2 separate regions of the Homo sapiens genome follow, and region 2 is linked to region 1. A link is a contact called in ENCODE Hi-C or POLR2A ChIA-PET data. All regions are on one chromosome and are shown on one strand. The core of a region is the stretch at or near the end of the contact, and the rest is flanking DNA. Distances in the headings are between cores, read along the strand shown.

Evidence for each region. Hi-C counts contacts between places; a loop is a spot of excess contacts on that map. ChIA-PET counts read pairs that join two places held with the same protein, here RNA polymerase II (POLR2A). Pooled maps may share reads with other maps.
Region 2: a loop to region 1 is called in a map with no recorded cell type, with 8 times the contacts of the local background. The contact joins two enhancer-like sites. A Hi-C loop is called at or near these places in 1 of 37 single-sample maps with no recorded cell type and 3 of 50 pooled maps. POLR2A ChIA-PET finds 5 or more read pairs at or near these places in 2 of 52 experiments (H1 and activated T-cell).

The regions. Positions count from the first base shown.
Region 1 is chr6:166,704,760-166,709,671 of GRCh38, forward strand. It overlaps a transcript of RPS6KA2 not described here. Among named protein-coding and RNA genes, the nearest start is that of RPS6KA2, 80 kb to the left of the region's middle. Within about 2 kb of position 2,477, at least 3 of the 41 ENCODE cell types and tissues checked have a DNase peak (open chromatin) inside an H3K27ac peak, as active enhancers do.
Region 2 is chr6:166,749,107-166,754,018 of GRCh38, forward strand. It overlaps a transcript of RPS6KA2 not described here. Among named protein-coding and RNA genes, the nearest start is that of RPS6KA2, 120 kb to the left of the region's middle. Within about 2 kb of position 2,050, at least 2 of the 41 ENCODE cell types and tissues checked have a DNase peak (open chromatin) inside an H3K27ac peak, as active enhancers do.

The DNA of each region.
Region 1 (4,912 bases), core at 1,227-3,726:
CTGTCCTGTCTGCATTCTGGGCTCCAAGGCTCAGTCCTCTGATCTTTCCTGACCTGTCCTTCCCCTAGGCTGCCTTCCTCTTTTTCCTTATTACAGTAAAGTTCTGTATGTACTGCAGCATATTCCATTTATTGGGAATTGAATATATTTCTTCTATGCCAGGATTTAAAATTAGGATTGTTAATATTGTGGTTTGTGCTCTGGTTACAGAATTTCTAAGGTTTGGGTGTTCTATCCCAGCACCATATTTTCTCAAAGCCTTGCTCTCTGCAGTGGGTGATTTTGCACAATGCAAACTTCTCAGGTACTTTCTTCTGAGCTCCAGGTCCCCATATCCAACATCTACTCAACATCTTATTCTGAGATGTTCACCTCAAACATGTGAGAATCAACATGTCAACATGTCAATACCTCTTGCAGGATTTCCTAACTCCACAGATGGTATCCGTCCAATTGTGCAAGCCAAGAGCAAGGCGCCAGCTGGGACGTTTCCCATACCCAATCTATCATCATGTCCCATTAAATTTTACCAGTAGTGTTTCTCGAATGTGTCCGTTTCTCTTTGTCTCTGCTGCCACCTTCATCTTACACCTGAATCACTGCAGCAGCCTCCTCCCTGGCCACAGCAGTCTATGAAACACTAATCTGAGCAGATCACCACCCTCCGCACAAACCCTTAGGGAACTAGAAGAAAAGTCGCTCAACTTGGTAAAGGCTACATTACAAAAACAACCAGTAAACATCACACTCAGTGGAGAAACTTTAAAATCAGAAGCAAAGATGCCCATTAACATCACAACTGCTTAGCATGGTACTAAAGGTCCTTACAGACAAAAAAGAAGAAAGAAGCAAGAAGGAGAGAGTCAGAAAACAAAATAAATTAGTGGTATAAGATTTGGAAGGAAGATAAAAAACATCCTTATTGGCAGATGACACAATCCTAGACATAGACACTCCAACAGAATAGAGACTATTAAAACTAACGAGAGTTCAGTGATGTTGATGGATTTACAGTGGGCTTAAAAATTACTAGCAATTATCCTCACCTATTGATACAGACTGAATGTTTGTGTCTCCCCTAACTCTTATGTTGAAATCTAATCCCAAGTGTGATGGTATTTGGAGGGGGGTCTGGGAGGTGATTAGGTCATGAGAGCAAAGCCCTCATGAATGGGATTATAAAAGAGACCTTATGAAAGAGACTCTAGAGAGGGCCCTCACACCTTCCACCACGTGAGGACTTGGCAAGAAGGCACTGTCTGTGAACCAGGGAGCAAGTGTCCACCAGACACTGGATCTGTGGGTTCCTCGATCTTGGACTTCCAGCCTCCAGAACTGTGAGAAACGAATTTCTGTTGTTTATAAGCCACTCCGTTTATCGTTTTTCATTACAGCATCCCAAATGGACTAACACACCTGCAATAACCAATTACAGTTTTTATTAAACTTAAGTGGTGAAATTTTATCAAATACCTCTCTGTACCAATTGAGAGGACCACATGGCTCATGTTGCTATCAACAAGAAAAGATAGGCAACCCAACCCAAAAAACAGGCCAGGAATGAAAACAGTTCACAGCAAGAGAAATGTAAATGACTGGCAAGTATGTGAAGAGTTCCTCAACTCAGTCAATGTAACCAGAAGAAATAAAATGAGGAGAAGACAATTCAAGCCATCATATTTATAAAATGTAAAGGCGTCATACAACCAAGAGTTGGTGAGCGTGGGAAGGAAGATCTGGGGCCTCCTGCAATTCTTCTGGAAGCGTCCCCTGCCGTGACTGCATGGAGAACACTTGAGCAGTCATGAAGATGAAGAACGAGTATCATCTGTGCTCTTTCCATCCCATGCTGCATAGCCTGGAGACCCCAGACCCCCAGCCCTCCACGACTGGATGGGTACCCAGGCAAGGGGACAGCTAGTTAGGCAGGCTTTACGCACAGTACCCAGGGGGAAGTAAAGCCCCGTGCCAACTGTCTGTGCAAAATGAAATATCACACGCACAGCCTGTTACTGTGTATCTTAAAGGATACATTCATATCTAAGAATATAGAGAGGGTGGGATCGGGAGGAAAAGTAAAATAGTATTAAACAAGAAGAGTCTTATTTTGACAGTTGTGCTAGAGTTCCTTGAATAGTAGTAACAAAACTCTGCATAGGAAGTTTTTGAAAAACATTAAGAGTAAATGGTCTTCAGATTTATTGGTGGAAGGGTGACAGCCATTCAAATGGATAAGTTCAATTTAGGAGTGAATATTACTCAAAATAGAACAAAGTCCAACATACCTATAATTAGTGTGCAGGAAGAAGAAAAGTACCCAGCAAACTTGAGAGTAAAGGCTGATCAGAGAAGAGAGTTAGCAGGCAAAGGAAGAGAAAACCAGCATCTGCTAGATGCCTTCCTTGTGGCAGCACTGGACAGATAACCCTTTGTGCAATGCCGGGGTTGCCGGGAAGGGGGCAGCTCTGCTCTCTGTGCAGATGGACGGCAGCCCGGCAGCCACGCAGCCCGCAGAGCAGAGCCGGGTTAGAGCACAGTTCCGTCTCACCCACACGGTTAGGGAGCTCCAACCATGTGGCAGGGAGACTTTCAGGAATAAGTGAAGGTCGGTTTCCAAAGTGCAGCATGATTCTTAGTAAGCAAATATTGTTGATTCATTACAAAGGTAAATAGAAACAGTTTCAATGGAGCAGTGAGGAACAAAACCAGGTGACTGGGTGGTGGGGAAGTGGCAGAGGAATGAAAATGACTTATAAATTAAGGATAGTGAATATCTGGGCACGTTTAAAGTTATGGATGACAGTAATGGAAGGAGTGCAGAATCAAGGCCCAGGGTCATTATAAAGGAGGAGGTCCAGACAGGTGCACCTGGATCAGATTGGGAGGTGACTAAACAAGTGACCTAAAATGTATAAATATAGTACCTTAATTATGGTGATCATTATTACTTATCTTCAGAGAGTAATCTTTCTTTCTTTCTCTCTCTCTCTCTCTTTTTTTTCAGGGTCTTACTTTGTTGCCCAGGCTGAAGTACAGTGGTGCGATCTTGGCTCCTAGGCTGGTGGCCTTGACCTCCCAGGCTCAAGCAATCCTCCCGCCTCAGCCTCCAGAGTAGCTGGAACTACAGGTGTGCACCACCGTGCCCAGATAATTTTTGAATATTTTACAGAGACAGGGTCTCACTATGTTGCCTAGGCCGGTCTTGAACTGCTGGCCTTAAGTATTCCACCTGCCTCAGCCTCCCAAAGTGCTGAGATTACAGGCATGAGCCACCACAACTGGCCTGAGAATAATTTCTTTTGCTAATATTGTACAACCACAGAAAAAAGGAAAATATTCTCCGGTAGAATTAAATCTATATACTTACACTTATTTATTAAAAATATTTGTGTTTTTTATTGGATCTAGAAAAAAACCTGATTTAATTCAATATATTTTTGTCACTATGTATTAATTCTGTTGGAAACATAATAGGATTGAGCTTGATGTCAAATAACAGGATGAAATCTTTTTTTTGCATAAAGGAACATAAAACTATTTATTGACCACTCTTCACAAGTATTTACAATAAAGTAAACATTATACAGTTGGATAACATTCTGATTACTGCAAAGTGGTTTTTCCTGGCTTTTGAAATCACTTTTAAGAATAGTTAACCTGGACTTGACACAGAAAAATCTCAACTCTCAAAAAGCTAAGCCACACCAAAGAAACTGCTTTATCAGGTTGTTGAAAACATTTAGGATGTTAAAAATAATTTCAGTATAAACAAAAATGCTTTCTTCCTTGCAACTTCCATTCCTCCTGCCTTGGAACCCTGGCAAAAGCTAAGAAGTTAGAAGACATTCCAAGACGTTTCGCAGGTCCTGAGAAGGTACTTACACACCCGCTGAGAGTTCTCGTCACCAGGCAGTGCACACTGCTAAACAGGCTTTACCAGTAGGCCTTTACTAGTACTATTTACAGTTACAATAAATAACTTTCTCTAAAGTTTTACCACAGTGACTTCCTTCTCATACAATTGAACTTGCTCACTTTCAAGTGTAATTATATTTTTGAAATACATACTTCTGAACTGAAGTCTCCACCATTAATTTTCATGGGCAATACATGATAAAATAAATGCATTGTACCACAAATTGCAATGTATTAAGTTCTGTGGAGTAAGTGAAGCCAGTCATGTAGACAACTGGGAGAGATATGAAATAGAAGTGACACACCGCTCCGTGTTGATATTCAAAGTAGAGAAACAAGGAAGAGGTGTGAGCCACAAGCTGTGAGCCTGCAGTGGGGTTCCATACACATTCCCCCAGCCGGGTACTATCGGCTTGTTTTAGCACGCCTCTTATCCGGGTTGTGCCTCAGTTTCCTCCTCCTTAAAGCAGCACTGAAGTTCATCTCACCTCTGCTTCCCTCACCGGTTGTCATAAAGATGTAACAAGATAACGGATGTGGGGTGCTTGTCAAGCTGGGCACGCATGTAGAAAATCATTACTTTTATTAATGGAGGAATAAGAACAATAGTCCCAGAAGTCAGAAATAAAGACACAACATATCCTCAAAATATCCTTAAAAATAAACACATGGGCTGAGTAAGTTGGCTCACGCCTGTCATCCCGGCACTTTGGGTGGCCGAGGCAGGAGGATTGCTGGAACCCAGGTGCTGGAGGCTAGCCTGTGCAACATAGTGACACTCCATCTGTACCAAAATAAATAAATAAATAAACACATGACCAAAAAGAAAAAACTATTTGATGGCTTCGCTTTATCCTAATCTCAAATCACATTGTTATTCTTTACATCATCTTTCTTTCTTCATAAAAGTCAGAATCTCAAAGGAAGTTGGTCAAGATCCTGATGTGCAGATGGGTTAAGAGGATTAGTAAATGTCAAATAACAAAATAAAAAGAAG
Region 2 (4,912 bases), core at 800-3,299, 44 kb after region 1:
TCAGGCCCCCACCTCCTCAGGCCCCCATCTTCTCGGGCCCCCATCTTCTCGGGCCCCCATTTCCTCAGGCCCCCATCTCCTCGGTCCCCCATTTCCTCAGGCCCCCACCTCCTCAGGCCCCCACCTCCTCAGGCCCCCATTTCCTCAGGCCCCCATCTCCTCAGGCCCCCACCTCCTCAGGCCCCCATCTCCTCAGGCCCCCATCTCCTCAGGCCCCCATCTTCTCGGGCCCCCATCTTCTCGGGCCCCCATTTCCTCAGGCCCCCATCTTCTCGGGCCCCCATTTCCTCAGGCCCCCACCTCCTCAGGCCCCCACCTCCTCAGGCCCCCATCTCCTCAGGCCCCCACCTCCTCAGGCCCCCATCTTCTCGGGCCCCCATCTTCTCGGGCCCCCATTTCCTCAGGCCCCCATCTTCTCGGGCCCCCATTTCCTCAGGCCCCCATCTCCTCGGGCCCCCATTTCCTCAGGCCCCCACCTCCTCAGGCCCCCATCTCCTCGGGCCCCCATTTCCTCAGACCCCCACCTCCTCAGGCCCCCATCCCCTTGAGCCCCCACCTCCTCAGGCCCCCATCTCCTCGGTCCCCCATTTCCTCAGGCCCCCACCTCCTCAGGCCCCCCATCCCCTTGGGCCCCTCTTCCTCAGGCCCCCATCTCCTCAGGCCCCCATTTCCTCAGGTCCCCATCTCCATCCTCCTTAATGTCTGCACTGCCTGGCTGGGAGCTGCAGCGGGAGCCTGGCCTCTCCTCCTCCTCCTCCTCCCAAAGCTTCCTTCCCCCTTTCCACCACACAGACTAAGGCAGGAGGCTGGGCAAGGGGAAGGGGGATACTGAGTGAGGAAAACAGAGAGGGCGGTGGAGGTGGCCACACAGTCAGCATCGGAAGCAGAGCTGGCATGTCCCTTCTGAGTCCAGCCCGGCTTGAGTCAGCGGGGAGGGGCAGGGAGGAGGGGGCCTTCCTGGGAGAAGGCAGGGGCCGCACCAAGTGCCCCTGAGGTGCCCATGCCGGAGAGAAGTTGGCTTCCTGGAGCCCCACTCTGTGCTACTGTGAAGGGCGGTTCCATCCGCCTAGGTTTTGTTAGTTCTGTGAGCCATACAGGATTAGCGTGCCCTGCAGTGCTGCAGAGACATCGGGCGTGCTCCCCTCCTGTGTCCTCAGCTTCTCCCCTGGGGGGGTGCTCACCAGCCCAGGGCCCCACCCCAACCCTAGAGGTCCCTGGGATTCCCTGAGTTCTCACCAGCCTTGGAGGCCCCGAGTCACCCCACGCAGTGCACGCACATCTGTGACACACTCCTCCCACACAGTCTCCCTCAGCCCCTCTTGACCCTCCTCCTCCTCAGACACACGCCTTTCCGGGGCCTGTACTTGTCAATCCCCAGACATCCCTGGCTGCTTCCTACATGCCCAGGCTCTGCGCTTGCTGGCCCAGGAACTGCCCTCCGTGCCTCTTCTGACTCTGTCACAACGGGGGTTTCTGCATCTGTGCTGTCTTCCCTTCTACTGTGGCTGAGGACCGCAGGTGCCACCCGAGCCCGAGCTCCTTGAGCATCCCTTGTGCCTAGAACATGCCAGGCACGCAGCACAGATGGGTGTCATTGGTCTGGGACATTGCCACGGAAGTCTCCAGCCCTCATGCACCAGAAAGAGAAGAGTGACAAGGATCATACTGAGGAGGTCAGGAACTCTAGCTGAGAATTGGTCTAAAGCAATGGAAATGGGAAATTCTGTAAATCCAAGCTCTGCTCCTTGGAATCATTTAGAAACTGGCCAAGGGCTAAGACATCCCTCTTGCTGCGTAGACTGTGATCATATTCAGGAGGAAAAGCACAACTCTCTGAGGGGACAAATTCTATTTGCCTAAACAGAGGTGAGGCTGCTGACACTCTAGAAAGTGTGAAGTGTGCTTTTGTGACCGAAGCTGGCCTCTGCATCCCCTAACTCAGCACCTCACAAAGTTTATAACCCTCACGCAGTGCCCCCGAGCTGCAGGTGACGGCAGGCCTCCAGGTTCAGCGGTGAAATAGCGGAGCAGTAAGATCTTACAGCATTACTTCCCCAAGTCAGCCGGAAGTTTTGCCAGCCCCGTGCTCCTCCCTGAAACCTCAAAAAGCCTGCTTCCAAGCCGCCTGCTTGTTCTTCCCAAGGTGGAGGCAAGACCAGCGCCCTCTGGCCAGGTGCGTTCAGGAAGGGGCAGAGATTACACAGGAATTCAGATGAGTTCCAGGGACGGCAGCTGCCAGGGTCCCGTCAAACGCACAGTCACAGGAGGGCTTCCCCTGAGTTGGCCCTGAGTCAGCCAGCTGGGCTGTGGTCTGCTCTGCAGCAGGAGGCAGCTGAGCAGAGCCTGTAACCCCTCAGGGGAGGCAAAGCTGCACCGCAGGGCGTGGAGGAGGTGCAGGCCGGCCAGCCCAAGGCAGATAACAGATGGCGACAGGGGCTTGAGGCTTGGCTTCTCTGCTGGCCTAGGTGTCTGGAACGGCTGGGCCGCCACTGGAGCCGTGGAAAGAGGGGTCTAAGTGTCTGAGCTTGGAATCAAGGTATTCCCAAATTTTCTGCTCGAAGCCCCACAAGTTTCCATTTTCCACCACAGCCAGTTGGATCAAACTTTGCACCATTCGCATCCTAGTGAAGTCCAATAGTCAGCCGATTTGGGGATTCTATGCAAAGCCAAACAGTGGCACAGACTCTAGGAAATCTACAGAATGAGCAGAACATGTCTTCATGACGATTCAAGGTCAGGCCCTGTGGACCAAGGACAGCATGGAGCACAGAGGCCAGACTCCGTGGAGCACAGAAGCCAGACGCTGTGGAACACAGAGGCCAGACTCCATGGAGCACAGAGGCCAGACTCCGTGGAGCACAGAAGCCAGACTCCTTGGAGAAAGGGGCCCCAGAAGACAAAGGGGCCAGCACAGGCCAGCCAAGGAGTACCTGAGACCTCAAAGGCGACACCAGGTCCATTTGTACCTGGGTATTCAATGTCTCATGTGCATTTGTTAGAAATTAGATAAAATCAATGCTTATTATTTTAAATAAAGACATCGTTTCTAACTATTTTAGTCATTAATAACCTGTGATCTTCCAGATGGGCCGGCCTAGCCAATGGGCGGTATAGCCACAACCCAGGTCCTCTGTGAGTATGATGAAGACATCACACAGAGTGAACAGCCTCTGAAACGTAGGGCTGTGAAGCGCGTCCACAGTCACCGCAGAGCAAGACCAGAGTACACATCCTTTACCAACCTCAGCTTCACATTCAACAGCGAGCGGACACACTGAAGTCTAGAGAGGCAATTTAGAATGAATGGAAAGAGAAACCTTAAGAGACAGAAAGGCAGAGAGAGATTTTTCAAAATCTTATTTTATAATTAGTAAAAATATAGGAATACAGTCACTTCAAAAGCTGACATTAGCTAAGAACATTAATGGGTTATTAAATATTTAATTTAATTCAGAGATGATAGACCCATAATGATGATTAAGGTTATTATAGAAAAGGATGATTCTTGGTGTTAGAGATCATTTACTCAAACCCTTGTATTTTAAAAGAAAGAAAGACTGAGACTAACAGAGTTAATTGATTTCTCCCAAGGAAAAGCACGGATCACAACCTGGTTCTCCCACCTGCGGTCCCCACACCATTTTATGTGGTTGTTAGCCTCTCCCCCTGACTCTCCCCATAGTTTTGTGCTTGTTGTTGCTGGTTTCTTGGTAAAATCTGCATCAAGTAGATGGATACTCTTGGGGTAATGGTGGCCCACTCCCTAACCACTGTGTTAAGCCTTGTATACTCTGCTGAGTAGGTAAATATTTTTGTCCCCTAACTCTGCACCTGGATTTATTTGCTGTGAAACGCAGGGCCCATTCCTACCGACTATAAGCAATTTATTCTGTGGGTTTAGTCACTGCAGAGGGCAGAAACAAGATACCACTCCCTTTATGGGGCATTAAAAACAAACTCCTCTTTGCTGGTGACCCTGTTTCTGTAGGAAGTGTGTGGTTTACCTAGAGCAAAGGGGCTGGCTGTCCTGCCAGACTTAAGCCAGATGTAGGGCTCCATCTATCTTGTTCATGGTTTCACCCCAGTCCCCAGCTGGTATAACCGGAGCACCCAGTAAAGAAGAATCTACGCAAGGGAAGAACAGTCCCCCTCAGGCTGAACAAGGAGACGCCACCTCTGCTTATACAGCAGCACTCAACTGACTTTCTCTGTCCATTCTTCACTAAACTCCTTAAAAATAAAATTTTAGTTATAACTTCAGAAAATTAACCTCTGTAAAGAATCAATAATATACTTTAAAACATGTGTAATGCTGTTGGAATTTTTTTCTTGTCTTATGAACACAAAATGTCCTATATTTATATAAAAATCACTGTGTTGACCTTTCTACATGTTCTTCCACAGCTATCTATTAATACTATGACATCATATTGCAAAAACAAACACACACAGCAACTCGGATGTGTTTGATAATAAAATCACACAGCAGTTTAAAAATTCATCCACAGGGACATAAAGTTAACTGTTGTTATTATGAAAGTTTGTCACCTCCCTACAAACACATCTTGACTGTTATTTAGATTGTGTTAATGTGTGGTGTTATTATAATAAAGCCCTTATTACCACACTTATTGTGGTTGTTAAACAGTCATTAGCAACCATGAAACTGGGAAAATACACTGAGCTGCGTTGCCCATGAGCTATCACGGTTAATAATGAAGAAAACAGATCAAGAGCTCTGGGATCCTCTACAAGAAGATGCCCACTTTCCCGAAATTTCAAGAGAGACGACTGTCAGAAACGTACTAACCCAACACAAGCATGATGAGGAACCCAAATTCTGGAAAGTGCCTTTGGCCATGCTTGAACTTGATCTGTAATGCTCTCCTGTGCCGTCCGTCTTCCCGTGAGA